Linked DNA regions of Mus musculus: region 2 is linked to region 1. Evidence: chromatin contacts called from ENCODE Hi-C or POLR2A ChIA-PET data. All regions are on one chromosome and are shown on one strand. Each heading gives the region's core, a stretch centred on a gene start or an enhancer-like site at or near the end of the contact. The rest is flanking DNA. Distances are from core to core; before and after follow the strand shown. Region 1 holds the start of Cul9 (cullin 9). Region 2 holds the start of Gnmt (glycine N-methyltransferase).

What was found. A loop is a pair of places that touch in the nucleus more often than their neighbours do. ChIA-PET counts read pairs that join two places held with the same protein, here RNA polymerase II (POLR2A).
Region 2: POLR2A ChIA-PET joins it to region 1 with 10 read pairs in embryonic stem cell. The contact joins the promoter of Gnmt here to the promoter of Cul9 in region 1. A Hi-C loop is called at or near these places in 2 of 37 maps with a recorded cell type or tissue (both heart). POLR2A ChIA-PET finds 5 or more read pairs at or near these places in 4 of 5 experiments (Patski and embryonic stem cell).

Annotation. Positions count from the first base shown.
Region 1 is chr17:46,542,095-46,548,835 of GRCm38, reverse strand. Cul9 (cullin 9) reads left to right here and starts at 2,448. Exons shown (of 41, transcript NM_001081335.2): 1 at 2,448-2,590; 2 at 5,053-5,656. The coding sequence starts at 5,062. Srf (serum response factor) reads left to right here. Exons shown (of 7, transcript NM_020493.2): 7 at 1-1,997.
Region 2 is chr17:46,726,697-46,733,437 of GRCm38, reverse strand. Gnmt (glycine N-methyltransferase) reads left to right here and starts at 4,273. Exons shown (of 6, transcript NM_010321.1): 1 at 4,273-4,492; 2 at 6,046-6,173; 3 at 6,722-6,741. The coding sequence starts at 4,287.

The sequences.
Region 1 (6,741 bases), core at 1,199-3,698:
CCCTGCCAGCCTGGCTCAATTTGCTATGAGTATTAGCTGACCCGATGGGACTGTGCCACCTTCCCACTCACAGGCCTTCTGTGGGACTGGGCACAGTGTTCCCGTCCGAGGAAACATTTGGGGCCCTCTCTCCAGCCTCTTTGGCGACCTCTGGTTAGCTTTGTGTCTGCCATGGTCTGGGTCAAAAGAGCCCGGCCCCTGCCCCTCAGGGAGCCAGCTGGGAGAGATATGGGGGCTTGTGCCCTCAGCCGATGCCCTCTGCCCCTTTCAGCTCCTGAAGCAGCTGGGCCTGTGCACCGGGCAGGTTACTGGGGCCGCCTGCCCTGCCTTGCCTCTGTTCCCGCGGACCTGCAGGGGCTCCTGGGTTGGAGGGAACCACTGTTAGCGGTCTCTTCCTCCCCTTGGTCTTCCCCCTTCTCCCAGCTGCTTTACTTAAGAGTTGATTTTGAACTTTTTATTTGAGGAGATGACGTGAAAACAAATCTATAAATATATATTTTTAAAATATTTAACTTTTTTTTAATGGCGTTTTTCTCATCCCCCTCCCTGCCCAAACTCCTCTTGGGGAAGCTCTTGGGCTCCCTAGAACTGTCTGGGCCCCTGGGGACAGCCACCCCATGAGCTTGGGGTCCACCAGTGTGTGTGTGTGGGAGATTCTGGGATTGCTCCACATCCTGGGTTCTTTCCAGGAGAAAGGTGGGGGAGGGGCCCTCAGGCCAAGCCACAGAAGGGGGATGGGAGGTCCCGCAGTTCTAGGCCTCTTTTGCCCTCTAGGGTTGTTGCTAGGAAAAGGGAAGATGGAGACCAAATGTGGGGGTGGGGTGGGAGGGGTCAGGGAGAGGAGATTGATGTCCTTTGTGCCACAGTATGGTCGTTGCAGCCTGTGCTCCCCCAGGCTTGCAGATACCTGGGGCCCAAGGTGCAGTGGGCAGGATGGAGTTCGGGAGGTAGGGAGATACAGGAATGGGGGTCAGAGGTAAAAGCTCTTGGGCTGAGTGCAGCAATGGGGGGCCAGAGGTGGGCAGCTCTCCCAGGGAGTGAGCAGCTACTGTAACTTTTTTAAATTAAGACAAAAAGCCTTGAAGAAAATGACTTTATTTTTCTAAGTGTAACCTCAGTATTTATGTAATTTGTACAGGGCCATGCCCCATCCCTTAAAATCCCTTTGGGGACCTTGAGGGTGGGCTAGCATAGGGGAGGGTGTTTTACCCTGTGTCAGAGCCAGCCTAAACCACCTGTATCCATTAAAGGAGCTTTTTCCGGGAGGGCAGTTGGGGTAGGGTGTCACTAAACCCTTGTTGCTGCCTTCAGTAGGAACAAGCCTACTTCTGCGGTTAGGTGGAGGGGTTGGGAAGGTTTTATGCACAGCCTACGTTTCATGGGGATGATCTGCTGACGTTTAAGAGCCCCCTGAACCTCTAATCCCCATTACTGTCTTCCCCAGCTGGGATGCCACCTTTCTGGCCTTTCTCCTGGAAATAGCTGGGGCGTTTGGGTGGCTTTCAAGACTGGGGCATGGTAAACCAGGGGTCAGAGTTGGGGAGCTTGGGACTCAGGTCTGTAACTGCCCAGCCCCCTTCTCTGCTCCTGTTTCACTCCTCTGCCGCCCACTCATGGCCCCTCCCCCAACACCGGAGGTGTTGATTCCTCCTCACAAAAGATAGAGCCTGGGCAAGTGATTCAGGCCAAGTGCTTACCAACGTGTGCTGTGTGATTGTGGCCTTGGGAGAACCTGTTTGTCAGGCAGGACTGAGGTGGCATTTCTATGTGCAGCAACCCTTGGTGTATCCCTAATTAAGTGGCTCTAGGGGTGTGTGCGCGCGCCTGTGTCCGAGTGAATACGTGTGTGAATGTGGAGTGCGTGTGGTATATCCGTGGTTTCTACTTCTCCTGGGATGTTGACCCAGGAATAGTGGACATGGTCACATCTTCTGTACAGAGCTTTCTTTTGTATTAAAAAAATACTCTTTCAATAAATGTATCATTTTTGTGCACAGACTGGGGTCTTTGGCTGTGTCTTTGGGATCTTTTTAGCATCGGGAGGGAGGAGGGAGCACAATCCCTTAAAGTCTGTCCCAAGCTGCGGTGTGCTTTGGACTGTTCAATCCTACATGATTGAAGAGATCTGGGCGAGGACTTAATGCATGGTTTTGCCAGCAGCTCAGGGAAGGTCAGGGGTTTTACTTAAAAGTCAAAGTGACCCAATGATCTAAAATACCGCAGGGTTTGGGCAGCGCTGGGAAACAACAACAACACACACACACAAGTCCGGTGATGGGAGTATGGGTTAACTAATGCGGAGATGATTGCTGTGGTGGGTGGGAGAGGAAGATGGACCCGGTGGAGCGCAGGATGCTTCACACCGGACTACCTGGGAAGGACACTGGTTGCTGACTCCCTCGGCTAATACGCATGCTCCACTCACGCGCCGCTTTGCCACGCTCGCAGTGGGCCACCGTAGGACCCGTAGTCGCCCGGGTCGTGCGTGCGCCCGGCGTGTGACCCGGAAAAGAGCTGTGGAGGAGGCGGGCCCAGTTGCGGGACCCGCTGCTGGGTGACAGCGAGGGTCCAGCCGGGAGGGCGGTGAGAGGTGAGAAGAAAGCTCTGCACCGAGCCATCCCTTCTTTTCCCAACCCCCTCCAAGTCCCTCATCCCTTCCTCCCGGACTAGAGGGAGAAGTCGGGGAAGCAGGTCCTGTCAGCTCGCGACCGCGCCCCGCCATGCTCACCCCGCGCCGCCCCGCTCCCCCAGGCCATTATTCCCCGCTTGGTGTTGAGCGGGCTCCTCCGCCACCTCTCTGGAGTCTAGCTTGGACGCGATCGTGCTGCTTTCTGTTCTCAGTCCCGGCAGTCAGGCGTCACCTTCACACCCCTATTTAGAGCTTCTGGTTTAGGCCCTCCCTATGCCATCCCCGCCCCCCAGGCCTAGAAGATGGTTTGGCTTGGCCCCATGTTTGTCAACAGCTATAAGAGCATCAATGGTTATCGCCTAGCCTTCCTTCCATGCTAAGTGAATCCCATCCACACAGAAGTTCACATCTTATATGACTCCTCCTTTCTTCTGCTTGCCTCCTGTCCGTGCACCCTGACATGACTCCTGCCTGGATAACTGGTTCTTTTATCCAGGTACACCTTCTATTTTACTCTCTCCATTGCACTGTTTCAAATCACACATACCTTTCCCTAGTCGTTTTATTTTCATTAATATTCTGCTTTAACAACCTTTCTTATCTGATGCCTGCAACCTACTGTCCCCATCTAAGAATAGATTATGCTGTAATACATTTTTTTTACTGAGCAGTTCTGTGCTAACGAATGTTCAGTTTGGTTTCTGTTTTAAAGATTCATTTATTTTATTTATATGAGTAACTGTCTTAAGACACACCAGAAGAAGGCATCGGATCCCATTACAGATGGTTGTGAGCCGCCATGTGGTTGTTGGCAATTGAACTCAGGACCTCTGGAAGAGCAGACAGTGCTCTTAACCACTGAACCATCTCTCCAGCCCTTAAAGACAATCTTACTGTGTAGTTTGGGCTTAGCCAGGAACTTTCTGTGTGTAGCCAAGCCTAACCTCGGAATTTGTGATTCTTTTGCCTCAGTCTCCTGAATATCAAGATTATAGGCACACCAGGCTTAAATTCATAGCCTTTTAGAAAGGAGATTTATGGACCTGGGGATGTAGCTCAGTTGGTGGAGTGTTTGCCTAGCACCCAGGAAGCCCTGGGTTCAATCCCCAGCACCCATATAATGCTGAAAACCATGTCTAACTCGACTTCCAGGGGATCTGATGCCTTCCCTGGCCTCCAAGGGCACCAGGCAAGTGCTGCACAGACAAATACACAAACAAAATTCATACACACAGATTTATTTATTTTATTTGCTTTTTTCGAGACAGGGTTGCTCTGTGTAGCCCTGGCTGTCCTGGAACTCACTCTGTAGACCAGGCTGGCCTCCAACTCAGAAATCCACCTGCCCCTGCCTCCCAAGTGCTGGGATTAAAGGCATGCGCCACCACTGCCCGGCCATATATTTTATTTTTAAATAAATTAAAAAGGATTTATTTTGTGTGCATGAGTGTTTTGCCTGTATGTATGTGCAGGGTGCCCTTGGAGGTCAGAAGAGGGTGTTGGACTCTTGGGATTGGAGTTACAGATGGTCTGGAGCTGCCATGTGGGTGCTAGGCACTGACCCTTGGTTATTTTGTAGAGCGGCAAATGCTCTTCACCCCTGCTCATCTCTTTAGTGCCCACCTCCCCTGCAGTGACATTTCTGAGAATTCTGGCATTTGGGTTTCTTTTAAAAACCAGAACTATATTATGAGAATGGGCTTTTGTTGTAGCCCCAGGTGTGGGCTGCGGGGCTGCTTCGGACTGTCTGCAGCTGCTGACTGTGACTTGACTCCGTGCTCTAGTAGAAGCCTGGCTCTGCCAGCTTCAGACAATTTCTGTGACTGTGTGCGGAGTGCATGAGTGCTAGGCTCCTGAAAGGCGTGTGGAGTGGTTGTTGGCCATTAAGAAGGTTGGTTGTGGTTTGTTAGTAGCCCGAGGTAAAAAAAGAAACAAAAGGAAAGAAATCAGACTCTAGGATCTCTTTCCTGTCTATCCTTGGTTTTCTCCTACCTAGTTAGTGTTAGGGGGTGAGAGCGGGGGGGGGGGGTCTCTGGATAAAGGGTAGGAAAAAGAAGAACCCACAAAGTAGCAAAGACCAGCTTACACACACACACACACACACACACACACAGTGCCAGGCCTCACACATCCTAATCAGGTACTTGGCTTTTGAGCTGGAGCCCAGCCCCCTTCCTTTCCTGAAATGCCTTCATCGCATCTCTTTGCTCCGTTCACACCGTTCTTCTCTTATATAATATATATGTTATATAAATATAATACTTATTTACTCCGTCCTATTCTCTGCCTTTTATTGTGCTCTAAATTCTACCATGCAGCCCACCCATTACCACCCACCTCACTTATGCCTCAAGATAGTACCGCACTCTGTGTAGTCGGTTCATCTTTCACATACTGCCTGTCTGTCTCCTTGTGTATCCCAGGAGATCAGGATGGTAGGGGAACGGCGTGCAGGGAACCTTCTGGTACCCTTGGGGCCTCGGCTGCAGGCGTACCCTGAAGAACTCCTTCGACAGAGGCCTGGACATGATGGCCATCCCGAGTACCTGATCCGCTGGAGTGTCCTCAAGTGTAGCGAAGAGGGCAAAGTGAGCTCAGAGGAGGAGAAGACAGAGCATCTCCTCATGTGGCTGTCAGCCCCAGAGGTCTACGCCAACTGCCCCATGCTACTGAGGGAGCGGCCAATACCTAAAGGCCCGCAGCACGAACCTGCTGGAGAGGTGGGAAGCTTCCCACGAGACCCTGGAGGCCTGGATGAGTTGGCAATGACAGAGATGGAGGCTGATGTCCGGGCGCTGGTGCGCAGGGCTGCCAGGCAGCTGGCGGAGGGTGGGACCTCGAGCCTGACGGCTGCTGTGCTTCACACCGTCCACGTGCTCAGTGCCTATGCCAGCATCGGGCCTCTCACCGGAGTCTTCAGGGAGACCGGAGCCCTAGATCTGCTCATGCACATGCTGTGCAATCCCGAGCCTCAGATCCGCCGGAGTGCAGGCAAGATGCTCCAGGCTCTGGCAGCCCATGATGCTGGTAAGAGGAGGTGGGGGAGGGGAGCAGTGGAGGCGGGGGGGGGGGTAGGGGGGAGACACAAGGAGTAAGACAAGAGATATAAGAGAGTTCCCAACCATGACTTACTAAGTAGCAACTCAAGGTAAAAGAAACATAGATGAACCCTTTATTCCTGGTACACACAGGACAAAAGCTCAGGGTTTATCTGCCACTCGCCCTTTATGGTAGACAATAAAGCGGGTCGATTTATATCAGTTGAATGTTTGAGATGTAGTTTTGGGTTGCGATATTAGTATGAGAGTTATAGCCAACTTTAAAAACAAATTAAAATATCCACACACCATTGTATGCCTTTAATCCTAGCACTTGGGAGCCAGAGCCAGGTAGATCTCTGCCAGTTCAAAGCCAGCATAATAGTCTACATAGTGAGAACTTGTTCTGAGAAACCAATCAAAACTATCTATCTATCTAAATATCTAAATATATATATATATGTGTGTATGTATATATATATCAGTACACAGAATTTAGTAATTGTAAATTTTGTCACCAGACTTTTGCTACATTGTGGATTCTTCTTTTTCCCACACCTTTTACCTACCTCTCCCCCCACCCCTTTTTACCCTCTATCACTAGATAAGAAAGAAGGATGGGGACGGGTGGGAAGGGAAGAGATCCCTAAATCTAATTTCTTTTCTTTTTCTTTTTTTTTGGTTTTTCGAGACAGGGTTTCTCTGTATAGCTCTGGCTGTCCTGGAACTCACTTTGTAGACCAGGCTGGCCTCGAACTCAGAAATCTGCCTGCCTCTGCCTCCTGAGTGCTGGGATTAAAGGCGTGTGCCACCACACCCGGCTCCTAAATCCAATTTCTTGTTTCTTCTTTGAGCTCAACTACTAACAAACTGCAACTAACCCCCCAGAATGACTGACAGTCACCCACCCCACCTATCAGGGGTCAAACATTTATATACCTTCTGAAAAGTTCCCAGTATTCCAAACATCACACAGTCACAGAAACTAGAACATGAAGCAAATCACAGTCAGCTGCTATGAAGCAGCCCTGTATCCCACACCTGAGATTAAAGCAAAAACATAGCATATTTCTG
Region 2 (6,741 bases), core at 3,024-5,523, 180 kb before region 1:
TGTGTGTGTGTGTGTGTGTGTGTGTGTGTGTATGACAGGGGAATTGTGTCCTAAACTTTCAGATTATCCACCCAATCCTTTTGTATGTCCAGGCAAGGGTAAGCCATGGCTGCATAGCAAGACTTGCATCTCAAAAACCCCAAAGTAGGGGCTAGAGAGATGGCTCAGTGGTTAAGAGCACTGACTGCTCTTCTGAAGGTCCTGAGTTCAAATCCTAGCAACCACATGGTGGCTCACAACCATCTGTAGTAAGATCTGTCACCCTCTTCTGGTGTCTGAAGACAGCTACAGTGTACTTACATACAATAATAAATAAATCTAAAAAATAATTAAAAAAAAAAACAAACCCAAAGTAGGTCTGGCATGGTGGACAGCATAGACCAGCCTGGACTATGCAGTGAGACCATGTTTCAAGACAATACTGGTCAGCAAGATGGCTCAGTGGGTCATTTTCCTACCATTGAGTTGTTACTACATTTTTCTCTCGCAGGTGTGCACCACCACACCTGCCTCAGGGTTTCACATCTTCCTCTCAAGTTGTTGGTAAACAGATTTGCTCTCAGTGCATCAACCAGCCAGATAATTATTTTCTTTTGGTTTAAGGTAAATAACAAATTGCTTTTTGTGAAGATTGCATCCTGTAGTTGGGTGTGGCTGTGCATCATCTCAGCATTTCGGCAGAGGCAGGAGGATTGCTGCAAGTTCTAGGCCGACCAGCCCAACCAGCTACAGAGAGACCTTGCTCTCTCCCAAAAACAAAGAAAAAAATTGTATCTAGTTTTTACAGTTATACACCTGTAATCCCAGTGTTTAGGCGGCTGGAGCAGGATTGCCTGGAGTTCCAGATCTTATGTTAGGAACCTACCTACCAGACCCAGACCCTATCTAAAGAAGAGAATGAAAAAACAAGTCTAGCCTGTGGAGGTATAGCTCAGTGGTACAGGGCTCAGCACTCAGGTTAAGCCTGAGACACTGGGTCCAGCGACGTCCTCACCCCCAACATCACTAAATAACCTTCCAACCCTCACAAAGGCGTTTTACTGGGGGGCGAAGCTTTTGCTTTCCTGGGAAGAAAGTCGGGGTTGCTGCTTCCTTTGGAGAAGATGAGTCTTGTTTTGAGGCAGTGTCTCACTCAGTAATCTAGGCTAGCCTGGAACTTTCCTCCGTGACGCCAGCAGTGCTTTCAGAGTCTGTGGAACTCCTCCTATCCTGGCCTGTCAACATGCCCACCATGTCCAGGCTAATTCCCTTCCCTTCCCTTCCCTTTCCCTTTCCCTTTTTTCCCTTTTCCCTTTTCCCTTTTCCCTTTTCCCTTTTCCCTTTTCCATTTTCCCTTTTCCCTTTTCCATTTTCCATTTTCCCTTTTCCCCTTCCTTTCCCTTTCCCTCTTTCCTTTCCTGATTTTGGGGTGGTTCTCACTCTGTTGCACTGGCTGGCCTGGGAACTCCGGAGCTCCCATGATTTCCTGCCTCGGCTTCCTCCGTAATTGAGACTCCGTAGTGTATGCCAGGAGTCTGTCACGGGTATCTAAGCTGGGCATAGTGGCTCACACCTATGACCCCAGCCTCCTGGAAGCTGAGGCAGGAGGCTTGCTTTCAAAACTAAACCTTATAGTAGTACCAGGACGGCCAGAGCTACATAATAAGACTGTCTAGACAGTGCCTCTCAACCCTTTGAGGTCACGTGTCAAAATCCTGCATATCAGATATTTACATTATGATTCATAACAGGAGCAAAGTTACAGGTTTGAAGTAGCAAGGGGATAGTTTTATGGTTGGGGGTCACTGCGACAGGAAGAACCGTATCATGAAGTATCACAGCATTAGAAAGGTTGAGAATCACGGGTCAGCAAGATGGCTCAAACGGCAAAGGAGCTTGCTGCCAAGCCTATGACCTGAGTGTGGTTTCTGGAACCAATATGGGAGGAGAGAAGGGAGTCTTGCGTGCTGTGTGCTTTTTTCTGAACATACATTTTTTGTTGTTGTTATTGCTTGGGGGGGTTATTTATTTATTTATTTATTATATGTAAATACACTGTAGCTATCTTCAGACACTCCAGAAGAGGGCATCAGATTTCATTATGTTGTGAGCCACCATGTGGTTGCTGGGATTTGAACTCAGGACCTTAGGAAGAGCAGTCAGCGCTCTTAACCACTGAGCCATCTCACCATTCCCTTGGGGCTTTGTTTGTTTGTTTGTTTGTTTTTTGAGACAGGGTTTCCCTGTATAGTCTTGGGTGTCCTGTTGTTGTTGCTTTTTGAGTCAAGGTTTCTACATTGCCCTGGCTGTCCAGGAACTCACAGAGATCCAACTGCCTCTGCCTCCTGAGTGCTGACATTAAAGACATACATTTAGCTAGATGGTGGCGCTTTGTCTGTAATCCCGGCAACTCAGGAGGCAGAGACAGTTGGATCTCTGTGAGTTCAAGGCCAGCCAAGACTATACAGAGAAACCTTGTCTCAAAAAACAAACAAACAAACAAAATGCACCACCATGCCTGGTTCCCCAGTTTTAAAAACCCTAAGTAAATAAAAGATACCACTTAAGATGCTGAGATGAGATTTGAAAAAAGTCTAGGATTGATAGGTTTACCCCCAAAATGCTTTGATACGTGGCATTGGATTTACTTGAAATTCCCAAATACAGTTTCTCCTCTCTGCTTTGTCTCCACAGGGACTGATGTAGCCCAGATTTGCCTTGAAGTCTATGTACCCTAGAATATCTTTGAACTCCAGCTTTTCTGTTCTCAGCTGCCAAGTATAGGACTTACAGGCACACACCATCACACTCAGCCTCGAGAATCTTTCTGAGCATAGTGTCAGAGGCCTGTGTGTAGGGACATTGAGTCCCCAAGACTGAGCCTGGTCAGAACCATTTGAGATTGGCGCTGTGCTAACAAAAGTTAAAAAATATGGGCTGGAGAGATAGGTCAGCCATTAAAAGCCCTATCTGCAGCTAGGGTCGTAGCGCACGCTTTTAGCCCTAGCCCTTGGGAGGCAGAGGCAGTCGGATCTCTGAGTTCGAGGCCAGCCTGGTTTACAGAGTGAATTCTAGGACAGCCAGAGAAACCCTTTCTCACAAAAACCAAACCAAACCAAACAAACCACTTGGTCCTCTGTGGGGTTCAGTGTCCTCAGCACCACCGAGTGGCTCCCCACTGTCTACAACTGCAGGTTCAGGGTATCTGAAGCTCTCGATTCTGGGCTCCACGGGCGTCAGACACATACTGACATCTATGAAGTCAAAACAGCCATACCTACTATAAGAAGGTTAAGTCACACAACTGTGGGCCTCCTTCCATCTCCAGGGTTCACCCTGCATTGGGAAGGCGAAGGGAGGGCGGGCGGGCGGGCGGGCGGGATGCTCCCTGTCTTCTCTCTTCTTTCCACGTAACGAGTGTTCACAGAGTTGGAAGTGTGTGGGCAGGCAGGGCAGGCGGGGCAGGCTTCTCGTCGCTCACACGCATCTTCCAGAGCCGACTTTAGCCCGGCTGGGATCTTGTCCTTGGTGGGGTAAAAAGGGTGAGCGGGTAACACGAAACGGACCCTCAGGTTATACAGTGACGCTAGCCCGAGCGGGCGCCATGAGCACCTTCCCTGCCGACCCCCAACTTTCCTCTCTGAAGGTGCTCCCATGGAAAGCAGATGGAAGGCTTGCTATGTCTCCCACATTGTTCACTAATTCATTGAGCACTAATAATCCTCCTGTCTCACCTTACTACACCCAGCCTTTAAGAGATTGCAGAGTATAAAGCCCATGGATTGGAAGGCCCAGGCTACCTTAGGAGGCTCCTGGCTGGTATGGGGGAGGGGAAGAGAGACACGCCTATCTCCAGGTGTACTCTTGTACTTGGATGGGCATCTTTCTCAAAGACTGTTCATAATGTCCCGACACAGTGGCTCTCTTTAGCGGAGTGTTCCCTCCACTAAATGATAAGCAGTGTTGTGTAGACACTGTGCTGGGCTGGGCATGTAATAATTCTGTTTTGGGTGGATTTCAGGCTTCTTCCCCTTCCTCCTTGGGTAGGGGTGGAGTGATCTCTCATTGCTTTACTTTGTGAGTTCCTCCCGGCCACCCTGGCGAGTCCTATCTGACCTGTCTTACTAAGCCAGGTCCAGGATTGCTGTGCTGAGCCATCCTCAAGGCAGAGGCAGCAAGCCTGGCTCTGGGCCCAGGGCCCAGCAGGGGCGTGTCCCTGCTCTCACCTGCCATTGGCCAGGTGGGACTGCCTTGCCAGAGGATTATAAGTGCGGATCGCGTGGCCTGAGAGCCAGGCGCCGGTCAGGATGGTGGACAGCGTGTACCGTACCCGCTCCCTGGGGGTGGCGGCCGAAGGGCTCCCGGACCAGTATGCAGATGGGGAGGCCGCACGTGTGTGGCAGCTGTACATCGGGGACACCCGCAGCCGTACCGCAGAGTACAAGGCGTGGTTGCTTGGGCTGTTGCGCCAGCACGGGTGCCACAGGGTGCTGGACGTAGCCTGTGGCACAGGGTGAGTCCAAACGGGCCGGCCTGCTTAGGCCAGTCTGGGCAGCCTCTGCGGGCTGGAGCCTGGCAGGCAGTACTAGGGGGTCAAGAGCCCTTGCTCATCAGGGTAGTATGGGCATGGGAGAGCATCTGCCGAAACAGTGCGGGAAGGGGCCAGGGTGTGCGCAGAGAAGGATTCATGGGACAGAGCAAAATCCGAGCTTTGGGTCAAGGTGGATCCTTGGCTCCGGCGCTGTTCCTCCTGCGATTGGCCTCTGGCAGTGTGAACAGAACATTTGTAGCACGTTTGCACAGCCAAGTGCTGTGCCAGGAGTTTGGGTACGTGTGTTGCAAGCTGTAACAAAACCCCACGAGGTGAGCAGCGCTTTTCTCCAACCAGTAGTACTAAAGAAAAAGTCATTTCCAAGAGGTAAAAGGCCCCCATTTGGTGGAGAGGATACAGACCAGGATAGTGTCTGGCCCACACTCCCGACTCAGCCCAGAACTCACGGACACCTCTGACTGAGATATTTCCAGGAGCACCAGTATGCCAGGTTCTCAAGTGCACTTTTGTAGAATGCCTGACTATGATTTAAAAACAAAAACAACAACAAAAAGCCATTGAGCCGGTGAGATGGTCCGACTACTAAGAGCCCCTTAGGCTCTGGCAGAAGACAGGCTCTCAGTGCCTAGCATCTGCATCAGGTGGCTCATAATCGCCTGGAATTCCGTTCCAGGGGGAGGTTAGCGCTCCCTTCTGGCCGTGGAGGGCACTGTACTCACATGTACTACACATACAGACATAATTAAAAATAAAAAAAAATGTGTTGATGTCAGGAGTAGTGGCACATATATTTAATCCCAGCACTCAGGGAGTCCTAAATAGGTGGCTCTCTGTGAGTTCCAGGCCCTGCAGGGCTACATTAGGAGACCCTGTTTCTAATAAGAGGCAGCTGGGGAGATGGCACATGTTCTTACAGAGGACCCAAATTTGGTGCCCAGCACCCTCTCTGGGGTCTGCAGACACAAGGTATGCACATGATGCACATATTCAGGCACGACACATGAAATTAAATTTTGAAAAAAAATTTTTTTGAAACAGAGTCTCTCTTTGTAGCCCCAGCTGTCTTGGAACTCACTGTTTAAACCAGGCTAAAAAAAAAACAAAAAACAAAAAAAAAAAAACTCTCAAAAAATTTTTTTGCTACTTGATAAGGAAAATTCTTTTTTTTTTTTTTTTAAGATTTATTTATTATTATATGTAAGTACACTGTAGCTGTCTTCAGACACCAGAAGAGGGAGTCAGATCTTGTTACGGATGGTTGTGAGCCACCATGTGGTTGCTGGGATTTGAACTCTGGACCTTCAGAAGAGCAGTCGGGTGCTCTTACCCACTGAGCCATCTCACCAGCCCCCAGGAAAATTCTTAATGGGTCACTTGAGACCAGTAGAGATGGCCTGGGACAGGAAGCAGAGGAACGGACTCTGGAATGTTATGTCTGGGGAAATGTCACACACATTTGGCCTCCCAGGCTCCTCTGACTGGTCCTCTAGTCCCCCGTTTCTGACCTCATCCAGAGTGGACTCCATCATGCTGGTGGAAGAGGGCTTCAGCGTGATGAGCGTGGACGCCAGCGACAAGATGCTGAAATATGCGCTTAAGGAGCGCTGGAACCGGAGGAAAGAGCCATCCTTTGACAATTGGGGTAAGTCTGTCTGTCCAGGCCCCCCCAGACATGCACCTCCAGGGTCACTCTCTGCCCTGGCTCTCTCTTGCTGTGGAGCTGAATGGTTTTTCCTCAGGGCACGGTACAGTCCCTGTCAACTTCCTAAAAAGGAAGGCTTTGGCATCAGAGTAGGATTCCGGCTGGTAAGAGCAAGTTTGTTGTATTTATGGTGCTAGGCATTGAACTTGGGCATGCCAAGTAGACCCTTGATCACTGGGCTGCATTACCAGCGGTTTTTATGCTTTTCCCGTGTTGCCTGGCTTGGCTAAGCTAGATTTAAGTGATGCTCCTGTCTAACAGAGTCTAGAGGTGTACGTCAAGTCACTGGGCCCTACAGAGCTACTTTTAACTGTCTTATCACATCCTGTCTCTCCTCCCTACAAAAGCCCCTAAGTGGAGGGCTGGCTTTGCCAACTGTGGCTCTCTCCATCCCTAATGAGTCCCCATGTGTCTCTGGGAGGAGGTGGTTGCTTCTGTGCTGTGCTATAATTCTCGACTCCCCCCCCAACCCCTGCCCTGGCCTCCAGTCATTGAAGAAGCCAACTGG